Regions from separate parts of the Mus musculus genome. Here regions 2, 3, 4 and 5 are each linked to region 1. Evidence: chromatin loops called from intact Hi-C (ENCODE). Cell type or tissue: heart. All regions are shown on one strand.

What was found. Hi-C counts contacts between places; a loop is a spot of excess contacts. Peaks named below come from ENCODE experiments on the same cell type or tissue, not always from the same donor. Only the 100,000 strongest peaks of a DNase experiment are listed, where the experiment ranks them.
Region 2: it touches region 1 in a loop (7-fold over the local background); 2 of 42 quality-filtered maps call a loop at or near these places.
Region 3: it touches region 1 in a loop (2.8-fold over the local background); 2 of 42 quality-filtered maps call a loop at or near these places.
Region 4: a loop joins it to region 1, with 2.0 times the contacts of the local background. A loop is called at or near these places in 2 of 42 quality-filtered maps.
Region 5: it touches region 1 in a loop (4-fold over the local background); 2 of 42 quality-filtered maps call a loop at or near these places.

What each region holds. Positions count from the first base shown.
Region 1 is chr7:83,547,351-83,552,350 of GRCm38, forward strand. Gm10610 (a long non-coding RNA gene) reads right to left here and starts at 3,244. Exons shown (of 2, transcript XR_140845.5): 1 at 1,383-3,244. In heart, a CTCF peak has its summit at 2,993 (motif pointing left); no DNase peak of the experiment used is centred here; H3K4me3 peaks cover 295 bases; H3K27me3 peaks cover 2,855 bases.
Region 2 is chr7:82,501,832-82,506,831 of GRCm38, forward strand. All of the region lies in intron 9 of Adamtsl3 (ADAMTS-like 3), which reads left to right. Among named protein-coding and RNA genes, the nearest start is that of Saxo2, 140 kb to the right of the region's middle. In heart, a CTCF peak has its summit at 2,418 (motif pointing right); no DNase peak of the experiment used is centred here.
Region 3 is chr7:83,359,668-83,364,667 of GRCm38, forward strand. The region is part of intron 1 of Gm29976 (a long non-coding RNA gene); the gene reads right to left. Among named protein-coding and RNA genes, the nearest start is that of Gm29976, 21 kb to the right of the region's middle. In heart, no CTCF peak of the experiment used is centred here; no DNase peak of the experiment used is centred here.
Region 4 is chr7:83,372,245-83,377,244 of GRCm38, forward strand. The region is part of intron 1 of Gm29976 (a long non-coding RNA gene); the gene reads right to left. Among named protein-coding and RNA genes, the nearest start is that of Gm29976, 8.4 kb to the right of the region's middle. In heart, no CTCF peak of the experiment used is centred here; no DNase peak of the experiment used is centred here.
Region 5 is chr7:83,487,465-83,492,464 of GRCm38, forward strand. No RefSeq gene overlaps it. Among named protein-coding and RNA genes, the nearest start is that of Gm10610, 61 kb to the right of the region's middle. In heart, a CTCF peak has its summit at 2,560 (motif pointing left); no DNase peak of the experiment used is centred here.

The sequences.
Region 1 (5,000 bases):
AGAAGTGGACATTTCTCTTCAAGGCATTCACAACACTATTCTTGTATTTAAAATAACACAGGGTCACTGTGACAGGCTTTGCATAGCCTGAAATGAGGCTGCTCTTCAGGTTAAAAGTGAATGGGAAGCTGGAACTCTGCCCACTATCCATTAAAAGATGGAAAAGGCAATGTGACTAAATGGTTTAAAGACAGTTTGTGGAAGAGGAGAGTTGTTTCCAGATGCCGCCAAATGCAACATGTCCAACGAGTTAGTTGGTTGTCTTTGATCAAAATGTATTCTCTTCATTATTCATCACTGGCCTGGCACAAACCAAAAAGGGTGTGGGGAGTGGATCCAAGTTTAATATGCACCATTTTGAACTTTAGTCAGTGGGTATTTGCTTCTAGGCATTGCTTGGCCAAAGGTTTCCTTTTCCCTCCATGACACATGCCATACAATGGGATCTTATTTAAAAATGGAAAGCTGGTGTTTAATGCTGTGAATGTTAACCTTCATCATCAGCCTGCCTAGATTTGGAATCCCCTAGGAGACACGGCTCTCAGTGTGTCTATGAGAATGATTTTAGAGAGGTTTAACAGGCAAGGGAAGACCCACTCAGAAGGTGGGAGGCACCAACCCCTACCCCAAGGTCCCAAGATGAATATAAAAGTAAATGTGAGCTCATTCGCCTCTCTGTCTCCTGACTGCATGTGGAGTGCCTCATGCCTCTGCTACCATGAAACCTCAATGCCGCAAACTTTCTTAAGTTGCCTTTGCATTGGGATTGCTTTGATTTTGTCATAACAGTGAGAAAAGTGACTAGGACAAATATTCTTGTTTAAAAAACTGCATTTTTTAAGACTCATCTTATTTTTTTTTAATGTATGTCTATGTCAATGTGTCTGTTGGAGTGCCTGCCACATGTGTGCCAGTGCCAGGGAAGCGAGAAGGGGGTGTCAGATTCCTGCAGATGTGCTTTTGCAAAGCCTCAATCTTTCATCTGTAAAGAAAAGCAAAACCTCGTTCATACAAGATGAAGGCATACGTGATGAACCAGGGCAAGGATGAACTGAACGTAAGTATGGGCAAGAGTTGTCAAGTCTGAGCACTTGACTCATCTATTCATTTCTTGAACAACTGTTTAGCAGATTGCTTTTTGTATTCAGCAGGCTCTACTAAGAAGACAACAGTGCATGGGAGCCTTGGCTTTTCAAATGCTCACATTCCAAAGGGAGAGGCAAACGTGAGGAAACCCTGTTATTTGCCAGTCAATAGCAAGCGTTGGAATAAGAGAAACTTAAGCCAGTCTGAGGGTCTCGAGGAAGCTTTGAGAGGTGGGAACAGATGGCTTTTCCCAGTGCACAGGGGTGTTCATTAGAAACCATTTGTAATACACTCACCAGTATAAAGAGGGTCCTTCTGGACTGGTGAGCTGTCTATGCAGTTGCTCACCTCCACATAAAACAGCAGGCACACCCAGCTGCTCCTGGCCCATCCTGGTCGTCAGTTCTCCCAGAAATCAGGCATTCTTGTGAGTGAGCCTTTGCAGCGGGACTCCTGGGCTTCTGAGTTCTTGTTTCATCGTCTGTTTTTAAACACGGTAGAGATGATTATCTTTTCTGTATCTACAATCTCTTGTTTTTTCTTCAGGCACATTTTAGTTATTTATGTTGACTTAATAGTCTCCCATAATAGCTTTGATCCTAAATGTGATGTTTTTAATCAAATTTCATAACCAGAAGGAAATAGAGGGATGGACCAGCAGCCTCTCAGCCACCATTCAGTCATTTGTTCAGTTTTACAAAGCCATTTACAATGTACAGCACACTGTACTCAAAGGTAGAGATGCAGGAGGAGGCAGACCAAAGAGGGTCCTGCTTGCTTCAACAATAGCTGCAGGCAGGGGAGGCAGACAAAGGAGTGTAAAATGAAGTGATTTTATTTTGATAAGTGCTAAATGGAAATCAGTGGAAAAACGTGACAATAGGCGAGAGAAAATCACGTTAGAGAGGATGGTGGGTGAGACCTCACCCAGTGGGTGGCAGTTCAAGCAAAGATGCCTGGAGAGGTGACATGAGATTATCCAGGAAAACAGCACTTGGGGTTCCAACTCGCACCCTGGACTCCCGCCCAGCAGATGTCTCTGTGTTACAGTGCTAAGCCATGATTTAAGGATTAGCAGTGTTGTGGCCATTGTGGATGGGGATGTTGGGACTGGCCCCGGGGCGTGCTGAGGGATACTCACAATGCTTGAGTGAGAAGCTTCTTTAGATCTGTGTCTAAAAGATAAATCCATAACTGGCTGAAGGAGGGGAGGTGAGTATTGGCTGTCAGTTACAACCTTACCCACTCTGCCAGCTGGATGGACCTCTCATTGCTTTCTGTTCATTCGTGTCGAGGATAGTACATCTCTCGTTATATTACAATAGGATGCATTTCACCATGTATTTGGGGACTCCTCTCTCCAACTCTTCGTACTTGGTTTGATAGCTACTATCATTTTTTTCAGCATGGCTTGTTTGTTTCTTTGTTTCTTTTAGGTTTAACAAGAGTCCCTTACAGGAATGCTGTTGTAAATGAGAACGCCAAGGACCCTGTCACCCCTTCAGATTCCTGTTTTCCTGCAGGTATCTGTGTGTATCGGATTGTCCAGCAACAAAAGCTTTAGCGATGGGTTCTGCAGTAGCACATCTGTCTCTCTCTCTCGGCACTTTGTGCTGGAGACAGTCGAAAGGACCACCCTCTTGACTCTCAAATAGCTGTGCACAAATGCAAGACCTGTGAGTTTGCATCACAAAATTCCACCGTCAAGTGTCTCTAACAGCATCTGGACATTTGCAAAGTGTGTAGTCAGGCACTCCTCTTCCTTGAAGGTTAGCTGAGTGACAAGGAGCCATTTCCCTCAGTCAACCTGCCTCTTAGGAACAAGACAAAGGCTCATTGAAAAAAAAAAAAATGCTATTATGGTTTTTATCTCTGTTCTCTGGTGCCATCTGGAGGTTTAATGTTAATTTGCATCCAAGCTTTAGCTATGCACAAATGACTAGGTGTATGCCACAAGAACCTACATATGATTTATAAATTAGAAGTGAAGGGAAACAGAAGACTAACTCGATGTATTAGCTATTTGATCAAATATACATTCTAATACAATACCAAATAGCATTATTAGTCACCTGGGTAAGAGATAAGAAAGAATGGTCGGACACATGTTATCATGTTATCCACATTGAGAAGACCCAGTTGGCAACAGCTTCATTTACTTAGAGTACACTCATGCTTACATTAAACTAGTTCAACTTCAAGTGTTAGAAGGACAATGGAAAATAATTAAAGCCTTTACATTTAAGGATGTTTTTTCTACGACAACTGGTTTGTTTGGATCAAGTACCAGCTCTATTGCTTATAAACACATGATCCTAAAGGAGCTATATAAACCCCTGTTATCTTATCCATTTTTTAGTTTATGAAATGAGCTTCAGAGTGTGTATCCTATAGTATCACTATGACTTGCAGATGACATAACATGTGTAAAAGAACCTGAAGATCGACACTCAACACACTGAGATGTAGGCAGTAGGACAAGATCCTTCCAAGACTTCTACAAGAGCCTGTGAGTTAGAGGGTCTGTGGGCTGGCTATGGGGATAGGCTCCACTGCAGTGGAGAGAATGAGGCCCCTGGAGTAGGCACTCCCCAGAAGGCTTAGGGGTTTACTTGAACACACCGGCTACTCATTGGCTGTCATCAGAACGTGAGGTCAGGCTTGAGTGTTCCCCTTCCACTTTCCTCTCTGCCCCAAGCAATTATGCCAAAGCAGTTCAGATCAGCCTAGTGGTCTTCGACAAAACAATTGCTGAACAACATTGGATCCTCTTGAGGGGCACTGCTGTGTGAGTGAGACTTTGTCCCTGTAGCAAAATGCAGGAGAGAAACAATTTAGAGGAGTACGGAAGATAACTTATGGTTGCGGGGTTTTACTCCATAGTCCTTGACTCTATTGATTCTGAACTATCATGAGCAGAGCATCATGTGTGCAGGAACATGTGCTACTTAGCTTATGGGAAATGAAGAGAGGGAGAGATGCAGGAGGGGCCAAGGCATGCTATCATTCACTAATGGTCTACTTCCTTCAACAAGGGCCCACTTACTTTCTACTACCTTGCCTAATGCCATCACATTACAAATCCATCAAATCCAATCATTCATTAGCTCAGAGATACAACCTCTCTCCGAAGCCCACCAACCATCATTCAACACATAAGCCTGTGGTCTAGTTCACAATCAAAATATGCACCATTCTCTTGCCTTCTAATTTAGTTGGGAACAATATAGAAGCACAGTTATAATTCACGTCTATTGTAAAGAATAGCGTCGTAAATATAAGTAAAAGTTTACCAAATAGGGTAAAACAGTGGGGTATAAGAGAATATAAAACCTCCAGAAATAGAGAAACAGAAAAGAGAGCCACAGTCTCCAGTAAGATGAGCACTGGAGGGGCTGGAGAGACGGCTCAGCGGTTGAGAGTGCTGGCTGCTCTTCCAGAAGACCTGGGTTCAATTTCCAACACCCAAGTAGCAGCTCATCGCTATCTGTAACTCCTGATCCAGGAGATCCAACAATCTCACACAGACATACATGCAGTCAAATCATCAATTTACAGAAAATAAAAATAAATTAATTGAAGTTATCTCTTTTTAAAAAGATGACCACTGAAGAGGAAGGAAGGAAGGCATGGTTACAAAGTATGCTAGAATGGGCAGTTTTCACTTTTCTTCAATGCGTATTAACACAAATGAACTTCTGAAGTAAGGAAGGAAAAGTACATATTGCATTAATGATTGCTGCTCTCAGCACTAGTAGCATGGTGACTGCATCACCGTATAGCATGTAAGGAATCTCCCCATGTGAATGAAACACCACCATAGGCTTTTAATTTCAACAGCTATTGAGTCCATATATAGAAAGCATATAAGAAATACTTAGCACATGGATATTATAGAATATTATGAGAGCCCC
Region 2 (5,000 bases), 1.0 Mb before region 1:
GATCCTGTTGCTTCTCTGAACCAGATCATGCACACTCGGAAACTGTGGATTTCTTAGTGTGTGGGTACACGTGTGTGCTCATGTGTGCTTGGTGGGTCCACATGTGTGCTCAGGCTTGTGGCAGCCAGAAGTCCATGTCAGCCATTACTCCTTAGGAACTGTCTTTGTGTTTTGAAGACAGTCTCTCATTGCAACCCAGGACTCATTGATTAGGCTAGGCTGACTGTCCTGTGAATCTTGAGATTCTCCTGTCTTGTCTCGGGGGTGGGGGGGCTGGAATCACAAGTGTGTGCCAGTAGCCCCAGTTTTGCTTTAAATTCAGTCACTGGATTTCAGACTCGGGTCCATACATGGCAAGCACTCTACCAACTGAGCTGTCTTCCCAGCCAACAAACCAGTTCTGTGAGTTGTCTGTGTGTGTGTGTGTGTGTGTGTGTGTGTGTGTGTGTGTGTGCATTACTGGAGAGTATGTCAGAGAGGGAAACCACAGTCACCATTGCAGAGGAGACATGTGTTTTGGGAAGTGGCCTTAGGTTCATTTATAATATATGATTCTTAAAATAATTTTAATACTATGTATTCACATATCATTTGCACAAATAAAGATTATTTCCAACCTTCTTACCCAAATATGCACTCACCTTTTAGTAGACTGTCATGACAACATACCCCCCCCACACACACTCTGATTTAGCAATCCCCTGTCTCCTGCCTCTGAATCCTGGCTCTCTCAGACTGAATAAATAAACAGCTCTGGACTTCAGCTTCAGTGTCTGGAAAGCTTTCAGGCTCTGGAGACTGAAGGGGTTGTTTAAAAACATATTTATCAAAGAGGGCGTTACACACAACTAACTGTGTATAAACAGAGTGTCATTTCCATGCCTACAGCCGTGTTCCTCTGTGGCTGCGGTGTGCTCGGTAGAAGAGAATCTGGCAAAGTTGGAGACACTTGAAATGAAGCAAGAGTGACTCTGGGGTTGTTTCTCTCTGACTCAGGAGCTTGTCCAGATTATGTGTGTTTCTAGGAAATATTCTTTTCCATCGGTTATTTCTTTTTTTCTTCCAATTCTGGTTCAGAACATTGTAGTGTTGCCCAGCTGTGCTGTGGCTTGAGGTGAAGGATTCTGCTTACAACCGTCTTTTCTGGGATCACTACACAATCAAGCAACACTCCTTTGCTTAGAGGGAGGGGTAATGCTATGTGGGGTGACTGATGACTACCCCTCCCCCATGTCCCTACACCCCTCTAGTCGCTCTCCACAGAGGACATCTGGAATAAAGATGGCTTCCACCTAAGACTGAGCTCTGTGGCAGCAGGGCCCAGGGGCCACCTACTCTATGCTACTGCCAGCACAGTTATGGGGATACTGGGCTGTGCTTGTCTTCATCATTTATGTCATAGCTTTTATAAAGAGCAGGGCTTTTGGTAAGGGAAATGTTGGAAACTACTGTATTCTTACATTCTTACAGAAAAAAATCTGTTTTCTACTCTTTAAGAAACTTTTTCTTCATAGCTAGGTTGGTCCAGGAAGCCTTGCCTTTTTTCTTTCCGTGGGCTTCTTCTCACTCTATAATCTTGTTCTCCTGAATAATAGTTTCTCATGGTGGCTCCTGCCCCATCTCTGTTGCAATAGGGTGGTTTACCCTGGAGTATGAGGATTTTGCTCCTGCAATATGTGTACCTGGCCACCAGGCACAGTAGAGACTCTTGACCAAATCACTGCTGTTTCAGGCAATTGCTGACTGGTGAGCCAGGGCAATCGCTCTCAACCTTCCTAATGCTGTGACCCCTTAATACATGGCGACGCCCCACCATAAAAGTTTTCTCATTCCTACTTTGTAATTATACTTTTACACTGTTATGAATTGTAATGTAAATGTCTGTGTTTTCTGATGGTCTCAGGCAACCCTGTGAAAGGGGTCACAACACACAGGTTGAGAACTGCTGAGCTATAAGCTGAGCTCACTCAGAGGGAATTTACCTACCCTTGGCATCTTGACCTCTGTGCATAAATGTTTAGGACTATCGAGTCGGAGTATATTTCACTGAGATTACCTTATGAAATAAAATTTAACTACTTTAATGAAGATACGTGTTTCTGTGGTAGAAACCTCTCTGGGAGACATACGGAGAGAAAGGCACATTTGTCTTCTTTGTGGCCTGATGTTTTCCCTCTACAACCGGTTGTTGAGGCAGTCACTTTCATTCAGTTTAGATACTTTATGCTCCCGTGGGCGTATGTTTTCTGGTTGCTTTCCCCTAGCTTTCAAGCATGCAACCTGTCTTCAGGTTTCCCTGACCCAGCTCTGATAGTTTGTATGCCCTCTTCCCAGAGTCTTGCTAGAGAATTATGCTAGCTCCTCTGACTGCCTGGATTCCTTTCTGCTAGAGAACATACCATGGTCTCACCACACGGGGGCAGCAGAAGTGAAAGCCACAAATTCCCAAGTGCTTTAGGAACACAGGCAGGAGGCAGGGATGAGGGATGAGAGTTGGGGAGTGGCTTAGAGTCAGGACCTGCCTAGGGTTCCAGAGGTTGTATTAACAGAGTACGCAGAGATAGAATGTGCGGGAAAGAGAGGGACTCTCTTATCATTCTGGAGGCTTAATATGCAAAACTAAGGTGTTAGCGGGATTGGCTCTGTCTGAGGGCTGTGAGGGAGGACCTGCTTTGCGTCCCTCTCTCCTCCTTTATCATAGCTAAAGAATTCCTATTATCTTCCCTTCGTTCATGTCTGCCTCTGTAGCCAACCCTATTTCCATAAGAACACAAGCATATTGGGCCAGGGCCCAGCCAATTACTTTCATCTCAGCAACATGACATTTGCACAGACCCTGTGTCCAAGTCAGACCATATTCTGATGTTCTGCAGGCTAGGGCTTTAGTGTAGTTTCTTTTTCTTTGTTTGTTTCTATTTTATTTATTTGTTGTTGTTTTTCAAGACAGGGTTTCTCTGTTGTAGCTCTGGCTGTCCTAGAACTTGCTCTGTAGATGAGACTGGCCTCAAACTCACAGAGATCAACCTGCCTGTGCCTCTGCCTGTGCCTGTGCCTTGTGTCTCTGCCTCTACCCCTGCCCCTGCCCCTGCCCCTGCCCCTGTCTCCTGAGTGCTGGAGTTAAAGGCATATGTCAGCACTGCAAGGCCCCAGTGTTGTTTCTTATGGGACACAAGTCAATCCGAAATAGTGGTGACAGGAAAGGAATTTCAGTTTTTCTTCACTGCCCTCCATCCAAATCCCGTCCCCTCTTGAGTGTTTTCTGCTGATCATAAAGGTAGAGCTTTGTGAGAATCTGACATGCTCCTGTAATGTGGCCCCTGAGGGCCATTTCTTCATGCATTTCAAGCAGAGAGTGCTAATTCATTTCTGTAATCAGGCAACTGAGGCAGGAAGATAGCAAATTTGAGGCAAGCCTTGGCTATACAGTGAGATTTTTTTCCCCCAAATTAGTAAATCTGGGGCTAGTAAGATGGCTGGGCAGGTGCTTGCTTGCTACCAAGCCTGACAACCTGAATCCAATCTTTGGAACCTGCCATCTCCTTTGATCTTCACACAAGTGCTGTGGAACGAGTGCACACACACACACACACACACACACACACACACACACACGCACACACACAGAGGAGTAAATAGACAAGTGTCAAATAAATCTGCTTGAAAATCTTCTCATTGATATCAAAACTCATAGCTAAGTAATATATGTAAATATACACAACTATGAATGTTTTATATTAATAATTTTAGAAATTATTTCAAAGTGGCCAAGTCAGTAGCTGAACTTGAGTTTATTTCCCTAAAAAGCATGGGACACACTGCTGTAAGTGATCCTGAACCTTGCTCCCTTGTCATTCTCTATGTACTTGATTGTTGAAGTTGTCAGAGGTCATGTCTGCCCCTGGGGACTTGTTCAGGTGAGCGAGTGGCCAGGCTATTGTCGACAGAAGTACAGAGAGAACGCATTAACATTAGAACCATGACTGCTAAAGGTTATTGTTATTAATTTTTGTTAGTTTACTTTGAGCTTTTGTCTTTATAGTTAGGATTGATGGAGAGAGATGGTTCTAAATGGATTTAATTCTCAGAGCATTTCAGCATCAGAGCCAAAGACCATAGCTCTTCCTCTGTGGAATGATGAGAACACATCTTCTGCAGGTTAGGCTTAGATGTGAGCTGTGCAGAGCCTGTTCCCTATGCCTCTATGGGTGTAGGAAGGAGTTTTACAGAGGGTCAGATGGGAGGGGTGGACAGGGAGATTGTGATAACAAGCAGATGACAAGGAGAACCAATGGTGGGAAAAGGACTTTTACTATATTTCCCATGTAGAACCTCAAAATGAAAATGTTCATTTGGGTGGCTGCCTCCATCAGCACCAACCTGGGACTGCCACATCAGAACAAGACATCAGCTCATGAAGTGTTCAGTCTCAGACAGAGCCCAGGTAGAGCCCTGAGTCTCAGTTCACGGTGCTTTGGACAATGTCTAGAAAACGTCTACCCCACCATCCCCTCTTGAGTGTTTGCTGCTGATCATAAAGGCACTCAGCTCCACTAATGTCCAAGTCTTTTCTGTGGCATTTGCAGATTTCTTCTGCATCCCTTCCCAGGTACCTTAACCTATATCTGCAGCATGTATATCACTTCCCAGGTACCTTAACCTATATCTGCAGCATGTATATCCCCTCCCAGGTACCTTAACCTATATCTGAAGCATGTATATCCCCTCCCAGGCACCTTAACCTATATCTGCAGCATGTATATACCTTCCCAGGCACCTTAACCTATATCTGCAGCATGTATAGCCCTTCCCAGGTACCTTAACCTATATCTGCAGCATGTATATCCCTTCCCAGGCACCTTAACCTATATCTGCAGCATGTATATCCCTTCCCAGGCACCTTAACCTATATCTGCAGCATGTATATCCCTTCCCAGGCACCTTAACCTATATCTGCAGCATGTATAGCCCTTCCCAGGTACCTTAACTTATATCTGCAGCAT
Region 3 (5,000 bases), 190 kb before region 1:
TCGTGGCACCTGTGTATATGTGGCATACGTTCACAAAGACAAGCAAAAATTAAAATAAAAGGCAAATCTAAAACATTATCTCACAATGCATTCTACAGTAAACATAAGACATGAAACTACAAAGTTCCTAAAAAGGTGACATAGGAGAAGGCTGCAGGCTGGAGCTCAGTGGCAGAGGGCTTGCCTAGCATGCACAGGGTTTTAAGTTCACTATTCAGTTCTGCCAGTAAAAATAAAGTAAGAGAAAATGTAAATGACCTTGGGTTTGGCAAAGACTTTTTCGAAAGGACACCAAAAGCACAATCCATGACAGAAAGAATTAATAAGCAGGACTTCATTAAAATTAAAAACCTCTGCTCTGTGAAAGACAAAGTCGAGAGAGTGAAAAAGACAAGTGCAGCCTGGGAAAGAGTATTTGCAAAGGACGTCTGATAGAACGCTATTATCTAAAATATACAAAGAAGGCTAAAAAGTCAACAATAAAAGATAAACAATCTGATTAAAATGGGTGGAACCTATGACAGATAACTCATCAAAAAAGACATTAAAATGGTAAATAGCCATTTGGGAAGGTGTTCTATTTCACATGTCATTGGGAATCACAAACTAAAGCGGCAGCGACATGCACTACAGGCCAATGAGATCAGCGTAGACTCCAAATGCTGGTAAGGATACAAAGGAATAGGTTTATTCTTGTCTGGTGGGAATCCAAGACAGAACAGCCACTCTCAAAGTCAGTTGGACACTCTGTTACAGAACTAAACAAAGTCATAGAGTTTTCTCTAACAATAGCATGTGTTAGTATTTGCCCTAAAGGGATGAAAATTCATATCCATATGAGAATTTTCACATGGACATTTATGGCAACACTGCTCATTGTTTCCCAGACTGGGAACCAATCCAGGTGCTCTCCAAGAGGAGGATTGGTGCATATACTGTGGTGCATCCAGACAATGGAACATCACTATATACTAGGAAGAAATGAGCCATTGAGTCGTGAGAAGATATGGAGGAGACTTAAAGCGTCTTAGTAGGTGGTTGAAGTGAGCTGAAAAGGCGTTGTGCTGTATGTCTCCGATCATTTCATATTCTGGAAAAGGAAAAAGTATGGATAAATAGAAGAGATCAGAGTTTAAGAAGGAGCAGAGATGAGCAAGTGGGACTCACGGAGAATATCAGAGCAGTGAAGCTATCATGTGTGATACAACAATGTTGGGAACATGCCATTACACATTTATGAAAACACATAGACTGTGATTATGATGTGTCAATGCAGGCTCATCCAGTGTAACAAAAGTGCCACTGCTTCATCAAATGAGCTAGCAGACCATGCAGCAAGTGGATACATACAGGAGTTATATGGAAACTTCCTGAACTTTCTGATCAATTTGGGCATGAAATTAAAATCTGCACAAGTAAAGAATGTCTACTGAACAACAGTTATGGCAATGCCCCCCAAATGATCAGAGATGATTAAAATTAGTAGCTCCATAGAAGATCTCAGACCAAACACCCATTAATTTGGGGTTAAAATTTCTTCTCCATCCTTTCTCTCTGCCTCAGAACTTGGGTCATTCTTGAGAAGAAAAGGACTTTTCAAAGGACTGTGCAGTTACCTGGGAGACTCAATCTCTAACCAGAGGTGACCTGGCATGAACAGTGTCAGCTTTTCTCGATTCAGCAGTGCTGGGGGCCCAAGAAGAGTTCGGTTTCTAGATAAATAGTATGCATCTGGGTCCATTTCCTCTGCATGCCCAGAGCTGCTTAAACAGGCTTCTGTAAGGTGCATGCACAAGTTGATCTTTAAAAGAAAAAGAATCCTGGAAAGATTGTATCAGGCTTATCTCCCTCTCAGCAACTAGCACTTATGAAGCTGCACATGACAAGTGGCCCCACTTGATACCTTGATACCAAGTGGACACACTAATACCTACCTCTCACAGGCAGATGGCATTGTTCCCAACTCTAAAGGGTAAGTTCACCACTTTCCTGTTGAATGGCCACACAATGCATAAGGAGCCTCATAAGAAAGGCTACCCAAATTCAAATGCCACCAAGACTTGACATCAAGAGACACAGATGTCCCCTGATGTGTGAGCTCAGAGCTAGAGAATTCCAGGGCAGGGACAGGACATTGTCAAACTCACTCCTCTGAGAGATCACAGAGCAGATGGAAAGCAGTGAATTGAAACCTACTTCCTTCTTCCTGTCCCTAGAAACTGGAAGGTACTGTGTCAGGCCCCAGTCTTCCTGCCTCTGTTTGTGCTCAAGCCAGATGCATGCAAGGCAGCTTCAGGAGGCTGCTCTTTGTTTGGACCACAGAAAGATTTTTAGATTAGATTTGAGTAAGCCAGAGCAGGCAGGTGGCTGGTGTCTTTGAGATGCAGAAATTGCTCTTGTTGCTCCTCTGTGGCTTCACCATTCAGATACTGACAAAGGGAAAGAGGAGGGGAACTCAGGAAAACTTAGAGTATCACTGGGCAAATTGAACAGGCTTGGCAAAGTGGTCACAAGGGATTAAAAGCCCTCACTTTCTCTGGGGTGCCTCTTCAATCTTCTCACCTGACAAAAACCTGGTCACTCAGATTATACCTCTAAGAGCAGGGCCAGAGGTGACAAAGGCAAGGGCTGATTAGAGATAGTAGGAAATACAAGACCAGGCTTGCACACTGCTGAAGCAAACACCTTTTTGCAACATCAGTATATGTCTGCTAGGTACAGATGTTACTAATGGACACAGTGTCATCTTATATTGTGACTGGAGATGACTGGATCATGGTTGGAACTGGAGAGAGTGACAGACTGAGCAAAGTAATATGGGATGATGGATACTACTGATTGCTCACTTGACAGAATCTAGACTCCCCCAGGAAACAGAGCTCCAGGCATGCTCATGAGAGGTCATCCAGAAGCTTAGCCAGGGTGAGAAGACTCACCTTAACTGTGGACAGTGCCATCCCATAGGCTGGGCACCTGCACTGGATACGAGCCAGCTCTGCGCTTCCTGTGGACACTATGTGACCAGCTGTCTCAAGCTCCTGCTGCTATGCCTTTCCCCCAAGATTCCTTTGAACTATGAGCCCAAATAAATCTTTCCTTCCCTAAGATGTTTTGATCAAGTGTTTTGTCTCAGTAAGAAGATAAGTAATGGATACATATGGCATCTTGTCAAATGCAATGAGGAAAGCGCAAACCCTCTAGGTGAGAGCACAGTGCAATTAAGACAGGGGTAATAGGGAGCTGGAGAGATGGCTCAGCGGTTAAGAGCACTGACTGCTCTTCCAGAGGTCCTGAGTTCAATTCCCAGCAACTACATGGTGGCTCACAACAATCTATAATGGGATCTGATGCCCTCTCCTGGTGTGTCTGAAGATAGCAACAGTGTACTCATACACATAAAATAAATAAATCTTAAGAAGAAAGAAGGAAAGAAAGGAAAGAAAGAAGGAAAGAAAGGAAAGAAAGGAAAGAAAGGAAGGAAAGAAAGAAAGGAAGGAAGAAAGAGAGAGAGAGAGTAGTAGTGATAGATGCTGAGCACAAACAGTTCTCTGCTCTTTCCCTTCCCTAGGCTTGGAGATCATCTCAGAAGTTGTCATGGATGGGTCCTAAGAGTTAGGGTCGTCAGACATCTTCAGCAAACAAGTGTTTGTCAGGCATGATAGCACCACTGCATGTAGGAACTCACAGCAGCTGGGACTGCTTAACCAAGCCCTGTACAAGATCATGCTGGCCGGAACCTCAGCAGACATGAGGACAACCTCATGAAGTTCTCTCCACATGAATGAGCTATTGGCAACTGATAACTGCTGGGGGTTGGAGCCATCACTTTTCCAGTTTCCTTCTGGAATCCAGCCCCTAGGTACCTTCCCATGACCCACTAGCATGACTCTACATCCATACTCACACAGAAAACACTGTGTAGGCTCAGTGGGTTTGAAGAGGAAAGGAGCACATAAAATTGGGAGATGGGAGGGGAATGTGGTAGGAGGAAGAAGGGAGGAATCCGAGGTGTGTGTATTAAATTCTCAAAGGACAGACACTCACCACTGAAACATTTCTTGGGATATAAAGATAGAATAAGATTGGGTGAAGAAATGAAGTGTGTAGTAGCACAGAGGGATGAAGGGACCAGTTAAAGTCTAACCATTTACCATGAGGGTGAATAAATGCTCAGAAGGGAGCATAGATGAAAAACAGTGTTAGCAGTTGTGACGGGCAGATCCTACGCCCTGGCTGGCCTGGTAAGCTGGGCTTGAGCATCTGTCCTCAACAGTTAAAGAAGCAACAATTAAAAGCAGATGAAAGAGGTGTTTTCCATGGGGCCTCACTGCAAAGAGGGACAAGTCAAATCCATCAAAGTTTATCTTTGGAGTCCTGACATGAGATTTAGGTTTAAAGAAGTAGACACAACTAAGCAGCCCTAGTGAAGGTGTCGTTGCAAGCACTATCATTGTCAGAATGCTGTGAAATGTCCTTCCCTGGGAAAAACCTAACCACTAGGCAAAGTTTAACTGTCATTTATACCTACTGGGAGAGGGAAAATTGAATCGACCACACCAGGGCAGTCCTTGCATGAATGAGCAGTTGTCTAACTTATAATGGATTCCCTAGTTGATGTGTTTGTGTGTGCATGCACATATGCATGTGTGTGCATGTGTGCATGCATATGTGTGTGTATGTGTGTGCATTTGTGTGTGTTTGTGTGTGAGTGAGTGCATGTGTACTTTTATTTGGTTACAGTTTTTCCTTTTTTCTTTTTGGTCATTGTTTTATTTCTTTATGATTTTGGATGGTTTTGTTGTGGTATTAGGTTTTAGTTTGTATTTTGAGAAAGAACTTAAAGTTGGCCAGGTAGGTAGGAGGAGATGATCTGGAAACTCTTGGAGAAGGGGAAAATATGATCAAAATAGATTTAAATTTAAAGATTTTTAGGTAACAAATATGATCATGATGATAAAGAAATGATCAGAAAATGGTGTTAGAAGTTGGTCAAGTAGATG
Region 4 (5,000 bases), 180 kb before region 1:
AGTTGATGCATTGTGAGCAATAGCTGAAGTTTCTTAGGGAAGAAATAGTTCTGTCTTTAGACTGCAGCAGAGAATTCTGCCTGGGCTTCCATCCTTCTCCATTGTTTGTGGGATGGAAGACTTGCTATCCCAACAATGGGCTCCCTCCCTCCCTCCCTCCCTCCCTCCCTCCCTCTTTCCCTCCCTCCCTCCCTCCCTCCCTCCCTCCCTCCCTCTAGCACTCTTGCCCTCCCTCTTTCTGTCCTCTATCTGAGCCCTGCACTTTTGTTTATTGCTTATTGGCATGAACTGCTTCCCAGCATGGCTGATGAAAAAAGTGCATACCCTTATACTTAAGCAGAGTGCTTACTGGTGACCTTCCATGCTCCTATAAAGGCCCCCCTTTTTATCAAGGGACTCTCTGAGTTGAGAGGGTTGCCCCAACTTTGCTTCTATATGAACCACTTGTTGCAGTGACCAAATATAAGAAACAGTTTAAGGGAGAGGTGGGTTGATTTGGGCTCCTGGTATGAGGCATGGAGCTTCTCTTAACTGGACTGTAGTGGCAGCAGCGTAAGGTGGCTTGCTCACAGGAAGTGAAGTCCTGAGCCTCGGTGACTGCTTCCTCTCACAAGACCCTGTGACCACTTCCTCAGGTAAGTCCCTACCTCTTAAAGATGCTGCAGCCTTAAAACAGTGCCACTAGCTGGGGGCTGAGTGTCCAAGCACATGAGCCTCTGGGGGACATTTCACACTCAAACCATAACCACTTAAAGAAAAATCATATCTTTCTCCACCTGCTCAGTCTTCTTCTCTTACAGTTCCTGTTATATTTTTGATGGGATGGTTCCAAGTCAATTCAAGTCAATCTAGACTTGCGGGCTGAGCTGATGTGGAACTTTTCAACTGCTGGTGGTGAGAGAGATGTAGATGGTGGAGATATGCTGAAGTTCACTGCCAGATCCTTGTGGGAACAGGTCAAAGTTTTCAGAGTGGATCCAAGGGAGGACACAGACAGGCATGGAGCCATCCAGGAGTTCAGGAGCCACCTGAGATCTTCTGCTCTTTTTCTCTCCATCTTCATTTTTGTCTTAGACATCTATCTTTTTATCATTCTCCTCAATTCTGAGAGTATTCTTATTTTCTCTCTTTTTAAAATTTTATTATATTTTTAATTCATTTTTACACTCCATATTCCATTCCCTGTCCCCCATCCACCCTCTGACTGCTCCATGTCCCACAACTCCTACCTACCCCACCCCATCTCCACTCCACATGGATGCTCCCAGCCCCCACCCCACCTGACCTCTAGACTCCCTGGTGCCTCCAGTCCCTTGAGGGTCAGATGCATCATCTCTGAATGAACATAGACCCAGAAGTCTTCTACTGTATGTGTGTTGGGGGGCTCCATATCAGCTGGTGTATGCTGTCTGTTTGGTGGTCCAGTGTTTGAAATATCTCAGCGGTCCAGATTAATTAAGACTACAGGGTAGCTCTTTTCCTCAGCTTCTTTCAGCCTTCCCTAATTCAACAACAGGGGTCAGTTGCTTCTGTCCATTGGTTGGGTACACATATCTGCATCTGACTCTTTCAGTTGCTTGTTGGGTCTTTTGGAGGGCAGTCATGATAGATCCCTTTTTGTGAGCATTCCATAGCTTCAGTAATAGTGTCAGGACTTAGGACCTCTCCTTGAGCTGGATCCTACTTTGGGCCTGTCACTGGACCTTCTTTTCCTCAGGCTCCTCTCTATTTCCATCCCTGTAAAATTCTTTCAGACAGGAACAATTATGGGTCAGAGGTGGGAATGTCGGATGGGAACCCCATCTCTCACTTGATGTCCTGCCTTCCAGCTGGAGGTGAGCTCTATAAGTTCCCTATCCCTACTGTCAGGCATTTCATCTAAGGTCCCTTCCTTTGGTTCTGGGAGTCTCTCACCTCCCAGGTCTCTGGTGCATTCTGTGTGTGTGTGGGGGGGGGTCCCCCAAACCTCCATTTCCTCCAATGCCTGTTTCATTCTTTCTGCTGGCCCTCAGGGCTTCAGTCCTTTTCCCTCACCCAATACGAGATTCCATCTTACACCAATCAGAATGGCTAAGATCAAAACGTCAGTTGACAACACATGTTGGAGAGGATGTGGAGAAAGAACACTCCTCCATTGCTGGTGGGATTGCAAACTGGTACAACCACTCTGGAAATCAATCTGGAGGTTCCTCAGAAAATTAGAAATAGATCTACCTGAAGACCCAGCTATACCTCTCTTGGGAATATATCCAAAAGATGCCCCATCATGTCACAGGGCAAGTGTTCCACTATGTTCATAGTGGCCTTATTTGTGATAGCCAATAGCTGGAAACAACCTAGATGCCCCACAACAGAAGAATGGATACAGAAAATGTGGTTCAGGTACACAATGGAATACTACTCAGCTATTTAGAACGAGGACACCTGAGTTTTGCAGGCAAATGGATGAAACTAGAAAATATCATCCTGAGTGAGGTAACGCAGACCCAAAAGGACATGCATGGTAAGTACTCACTAATAAGTGGATATTAGCCCCCCCCCCAAAATAGTAATACAGAATACACAAGATACAGTCCACAGAGCTCAAAAAGCTCAACAAGCTGAAGTGTCCAAGTGAGGACACCTCAGTCCCACTTGGGAGAGAGAAGAAAGCAACCACAAGTGGGGAGGGAGGGAGGGGCCTAGGAGGGAAAGTGGAGAGTATTCTTAAAATGGTTTCCTGCTTGATCGACTTAGTCTTTAACTTTCATCCAGTCTACTGTTCTTGCTTAAGTATTTATTTGAAGCATTTAAGTATTTATTCAATTTCAAATTTCTCACAGACACATCTTTTAATTTAATTGACATTTCAAAAAATATGTCTGCTTCCTACAATAAATAACATCATGGACCAAATTTGTATACATATTCATGGCAACTACACACACATTCTCTCCTTTCTCAACCATTGGACATTTTTATAAAAATATGTGGGCTCTTTTCCATGTTTAGTTATTCCATGTATCTTTTAGTGATACACAATAAATGTAAGCCAGAGAACAGCAGGGCTCACTGTACACTCCTTGCTCTTGAAACACTGTTGTTCACACAATCAGAATTAATGGTGGATGCACTGAGGAGGGAGAGGAAGGCAGGTCTCTGAGTTTGAGACTATCTTAGGCTGCATAGTAAGTTCCAGGACAGCTAGTTCCAGAAAAAATTGGTAGCTGTGAAATTTAGGCCGCTGTCCTTGCAAACACATACATTTCTCAATTATATGTAACTTTTTCTGCACCAAACAAAGCTTTTAAAATCATTTTACCAGGATAATACCACTGTTTATAATTTGGAAGCAAAGCCAGATTTCTCTTGTAAATAAATTCTCAAAGTTAAATTCTCAAAATGTCACATGTGAAATATTTTATATTTTACCCCCAGTATTTTAAAGGTTATCTTTGTTTGGTTCTGAACTGTAGGACAAGGGACTGAGGTGCATATTTTACATATGAAAGCTGATCTGACCTCTAGGTTCTCCCAATATTTCTCAGTCTAACCTGTTATAGGGCATCCCTGGCATAGCTTACCTTCAGTCCTAAACTTTCAGTTGAGGGGCTGAGCTGCCCTTCCCCCAGAGACTCTTCCCTATATAATCCAGACAGTTTAGTCTCTCACCCTTTTCTTCTCCCCCATCTCCCATTCTCTCTCACTCCTTCTCTCTTTCTCTTCCCCCTCCCTCACTTCTTTCCACATAATGACTTTCTGGATTTCATCCTTGGTGCCTGTACTGGCTGGTTTTGTGTATCAACTTGACACAGGCTGGAGTTATCACAGAGAAAAGAGCTTCAGTTGGGGAAGTGCCTCCATGAGATCCAGCTGTGGGGTACTTTCTTAATTAGTGATCAAGGGGGTGGGCCCCTTGTGGGTGGTACCATCTCTGGGCTGGTAGTCTTGTGTTCTATAAGAAAGCAAGCTGAGAAAGCCAGGGGAAGCAAGCCAGTAAATAACATCCCTCCATGGCCTCTGCATCAGCTCCAGCTTCCTGACTTGCTTGAGTTCCAGTCCTAATTTCCTTTGGTGATGAACAGCAATGTGGAAGTGTAAGCCAAATAAACCCTTTCCTCCCCAATTTGCTTCTTGGTCATGATGTTTGTCCAAGAATAGAAACTGACTAAGACATGCCTGTGAACTCGCCTGATAGCAGCTTCCCAATAAACCTGCATTTAATACCATCTAATCTGGTTTGAATTGGCTCATTTCATTGGCAGAGGAATAACCTATCAGTCTTGGCTTTCGTATATTTCAATGGGTTGTGTTTGTTCTCAGTCGATGTCCTTTGATTGCTGGAGTTATGTTTCTGTTACTGAGTTATCAAGTCTATCTTCCTCACTCATTTTATTTTAAAAGAGGGAAAATTTGTCCTTATTCGTCTTCACATTAATTTTTTTAACGCAGACACGGGAATTCCTCTTTCAAGACAAAAAGTGTATGAATTTTGATTAAATATACATTAGAGATTTGGTTTTTTCACAAGACATTGAATCAACAAAGCAATAGTTAATGCATTTTATAGAGAAAAGGGTGGGACTCCCAAACAATTCCCATTCACCTTTAATGGAGATGTCACCTGAAAAGCGTTTTCAAAGAATCAAGAGTTCAAAATAAGCATCTGTGCATTTTTGTCTCAATAGTCCCTGGGATGTGGCCCTTAGATATTGAATTTGATATGTTAATCATAACATTGTCTAGGACCACTATTATTTGGCCAAATGGAATTTAAAATTTCTTTGTGAGGGTGTTAATGGATGCAATTTACATTTGAACAGATGGGAATTGTTTAACTGGTTGCCCTACAGGTTGCCCTCAAAGTAAGTCTCACCTAACCCTTTCAGTAGCAATGAAGGCTGACACTGAAGGAGAGCAAGGAGACTTAAGTGCTAGTAGCTTACCTCTCAACTTGAACTTTAGTTTAGATTCTGCTCTTGTCTCTGGCCTGCCTACCCATCCCAAAGAGGCTTGACAGC
Region 5 (5,000 bases), 60 kb before region 1:
AAAGACCTTAACATCAAGCAAGGATTCTGCCAACAGGTAGCCATCAAATTTAGAATGACACTCTCCCAGATCCCCAGCCCTTGGAGCCATTTTGCAGCCTTCTGCTTCCCCCTGAACACAAGCTAATTTCCTGCCTGATAGATTGACCCAGAAGTTTCTGGAAAAATAACACATTTGCTGTGAAGGATTACGACAATGTATAAAAGCAAGCACACCACACATAGTGTGCTTTAGAATGCATCTGTTACCATTTTGGCAAGCATCCTTTCAGACAGCTCTTAGTGGGGACATATTCTCATTCACACATACATGTAGACAACTTTTATTGCCATTCACAAGTTGCCTGGTGCAGTGAACATCACTTTTTTTTTTGTACAACATGAGTGAAACTTCTGGCTACATGATGATTCTTGCTGTCATATTACATGGTTCCCACAGATGACTAGTTGAATTCCTTTCTGAAATACACAGACTGTTTTTAATTGTATGAATGCATGAGTGTCTGAGTTTGTGTGTGTGGGTGTGTGGTGTATGTATATAGTATACAGATACAGATATACATACATGTGTGTGCATATTCATGTGGAGAGCAGAGGTTGACACTGGTGTCTTCCTCTGTCATTTTTCATCTTATCTTTGGAGGCAGGGACTCTTACTAAACCAAGAGATCAACAATTGACTAGACTGGCTAGCCAGATAGCTCTGGGGATCCTGGGTACCTGCTCCTACCCTCCTCAGCACTAGTGTTACACACGTGCTTGACCACACCCACCTAATATATGGATGCTGAACTCAGGCTCTCATGTTTTTACCACAGACACTCTGCTGACTCAGCCATCTCACTAGTTGCACATATTTCTAGTTTTTAACAAGTGTCAACAATTCTGTGATGGCCTGTGCAGACTTTTCCCAAGGAAAGTCATTGAAGTGGGGAAGTGTGATCACAGATGTAGATATCTTGCAATAAGTTGCATAGTGCTGATTTGCCTGGGGAAAAAAGCTAGGGCATGCAGATTATTTACATATACATAAATGCTACAGAAGAATGCCCACCAGTCATGGTATTTCTAACACTGGAACCCCACGGCAACAATGAGCTGAGTGAAGCCTGAGGGTTGTCCCCACACTGCTGGCATGGGTTGGGAATGTCTTTCTATCCCTCATTGCCACCCTGTTTCTGCCTTTGTCCAAATATACACTGCTTGTCCTGCCCCCATCTGTGGAGTTCATCTGAGCCTATCACCTCTCATTGTCTTGCATTCGGTTTGTCAAAATTATCTCCCCACTTCCGGGCCACTCAGGTCAAAGAGAGTCGTGGGATGTCACCTCAGTCATCAATTGTACCTTCTTACAGCCCTTGGTTTATTCTCCCTAAGTCCCCAAATTCTCTGTTGTTGTTTAACAATATATCTGCCTTGCATATGCTCAGCTTCTGTACCTAAGGATTCAACCAATCACAAATTGGAAATACTTGGAACATATACATGCAATCAAACTTGTTAACAAAGACGTGTTTGTCATCAGCCCCTAAATAATACAGCACAACTGTTTGCATGGAACCTAAGCTGCATTGTGTATTATAGGTCATCTGGAGATGATTGGAAGTATGTGGGGGATTTACATAAGTTCCCTATAAATTCTCTTCCATTTAACAAAGGGACTCAGGTATGCACAAACTTTGGTGTGTACAGAAGTTGTTTAACCAATCTTCCATAAATCAAGAAGTGACTATGTTTCTGTTCTGGATTTCTAATCTTCCTTAAATACCCTGAGGACAGAAACCTGTTTCCTGGGTGTGCACACACCATACCAACTTGTCCTGATGTTGGGGGTACAATATATATTCAATGTCCTTGTCCACAAGGACTCTACAGCCTTCAGCAGCCCTACCAAGGGTGTTCTACAGTCTCAGAATTTGGGAGTTATTATTGGTTGGAGAACATAAAATTCTGGGTGGAGGCAAGCATAGTGAATGTGATCTCAAAGCTATTTGGATTTCCCATTAACCATGAGTACTTCACATCTTCACAGACTCAAGACCCTGGAAATGGGCTGAACTTGATCTTTGGTGTGCCCAGGGAACTAGAACTCTCCCTGGCAATAGTGACCTATGGTGGTTTCTTATGGTTAAACTGCTTACATTCAGCATCTAGGAGTCCTCTATCAATGAGAGCAATCACCAAGCTCAAAGGGTAAAGTGATTCAGACATCTTTGTCCACAGAAAGGAAAAAAAAATAATAATTGTAGGTGACAAAGAAGAAATCACTTTATTTTGCCTTGGAGACATTAAACTGTAGTCAAAGAGCTTTGTTATTTCCCAGTCCACAGTGGCATGAGACCTCTGGAGAAGCCTCGAATGGCATCAGCAATGCCCCTGGACCTGGATCTTGAGACTTAGTGAGCTATGGGTTGGTGGAGACAGCCTGGCATGTTGTGCTGGGATAGGGGCTGATAATGCCTATTGTCCTCTAGCAGGGATGAAGAGAGACCAGAGGTAACAATACACACTGATTTCTGCACACTGGCAGTGACACTGGACTATGTAAATACTGTCCCCTAGTGGGGGGTTATGACAACTCACCCCCAAACCTCAGGCCTCTCAACTTCACAGATTGGAGGGGCTTGTCTAACCTTTCCCTTGTGACACAATTGTGGAAACTGAGGCCAGGTAGAAAAGGTGACTGTCCCAAAGGGTTACACTGCATGATATATTTAGGGGCCAAGCAGAAATCTTAGGTTCTGTCTGGTCATATGTGGCCTCTCTGGTCATAATTATTGAATAGGGTTCTGGGGAAACTACATTTGCTGAGAGCAAAACACTAGAAAAGGCCCAGAGCTAACCCATTAGCATGGTTTTCATTTTCATTGTCTTATTTCTTTAAATTGAAAATAGATTTTTTTCACACAATATATTCTGATATTTAAATGTTTTATTTTTGATAAACATTTTGAGAAAACCTGTTAGTAGATCATTGATTTGTTCTTTATTTGCAGTTCATGTTTAAATATTTCCCAGTTCTACAGAAGTCATGAGCAACTTTTTAAAAATATATATACATGTATGTATGTCTTAAAATATTTTGTTTATAAAAATGTCCTTTTAAAATTAATTTGTTTAGTGTGTGTGTGTGTGCGCGCGCGCGCGTGTGCGTGTGCATATGTGTGTGACATGAGCTCAGGTGTGGAGGTCAGGGGATAACTTACAGCAATCAGTTCTCTCCCTACACTATGAGGGTCCTAGGGACCAAAGGCAAGTCCTCGGGCTTGGCAGCAAGCTCCTTCACCCACCGAGTCAGTCATCTCAGTGTCCCACGAACAAGCGTTCTTTAGATTCTGTCATCTTACGTAATTCCTTTTGTCTTTTTCATTTGTACGTTCTTACATCTAAGAGCTATCAATTGGAAGGTCTTCTTTCTTCTTGTCTTCTTCAGATGGAAACTGTGGGTACCTATTGGGCTGTGGTCCCTTAAGCAGCTCTTGCTTGGCTGCTGCGGCGGCCATGATGGTGCCTGAAAACCGCAAAGCCTTCCGGAAGAGCATCCTCAATTAGCTCCTGCTCCTCTTCCTCTTCTGAGGTGCAACTCCCTCAGCTCCTCCGGCATGGGGGGAGTGGCAATTCTCTCCTGGCATTTCTCTTTGGGACCCAAATCAAACTGGGTCTCAGAATCTCCTGATTTTTGTCATTAGAAAGGACTGAATAAATTTAGGAAACTGGAAGGTTGAGATTCAGTGAACTTAGAATTAGTAGACCTGCAAGTAGTGTCCTCCTTGCTTTCCCTAGGAGGCAAGGCTAGTGATCTGTTCTGGTTAGGGTCACTATTGCTATGATGAAACACAGTGACCAAAAGCAGCTTGGAGAGAAGCAGCTTTGTTTGATTTATTTGGCTTACATGTCCACATCTTAGTCCATCTCTTAAGGAAGTCAGGACAGGAAGTCAAACAGGGCGGGACCCTAGAGATGGGAATTGATCCAGAGGCCATTGAGGAGTGCTAGTTATTGGCTTGCTCACCCTACTTTCTTATAGAACCTAGGACCACAGTGTAAGGATGGCACCATCCACCATGGTCTGAGATAATCACTAAGAAAATGCCTTACAGCCAGATCTTACAGAGGCATTTTTGCATTCTATGTTCTCTTCTTTCAGATGCCTCTAAATCGCATCAAGTTGACATAATCTTAGCCACCAAATGGTCATAATAGCAATTGCTGTCTTTGATGTACTATTTCTAACCCTGTGCTTGATTACTGTAGGACTGTTTCCAGCCCACAGTCACACCTAACAACCCCGGCTCCCTTTCATCTTTTTACTGTGATAGAATCAAGGCTATCTCAAGTCTCACCACTTACCTCTGAGGTCGTGGCATTCACCCTGACTTTACAAGGCACAAAATTACTGCTCAGATATGTGAGAGAGAGACAGCCAGGCCACATCGTTAACACATGGAAGCCTAGAGATTCCAGCCAGGCCTATCTGACCTCACTTCCTCTGCCCTGTGCCTCCTGATGACACAGGACATTGGGGAAATCTCTGAGAGAGTCTTATGGCTTTGATATGGCTTGATTATATCTCCCCAAGGCCTCATGTGCTGGAATCTAATCCCCAATGTAAAGTGTTAAGAGGGTGAAAATTTATCTAACTAAGGCGCTTAGAAAGGAGGCCTTTAGGAAGGAATTACAATTAAGTGAGGTCATTAGGGTGGAGCCTCATGATCAAAAACTAGTAGCTTTATAAGATGGAGAGAAAGAGGATAGGGATGCTATGCTTTCTTTCTTGTCACGAAACATACTGTGCTTGCCTCTAGCCAAAAAAAAAAAAAAAAAAAGGTCCTTGCTTTTCATAACTACTATGAGCTAAATAAATAAATGTTCTCCTTTATGAAGCGATGCAGGGTTATAATTATACATAATGAACTAACACAAAGAGAGAGTCATTCTTTTCCTTCTCTAGACTGAGAAATGGGTGTTCGGAGAAGCTGGGGAATTCAACGCCAGAGGGTC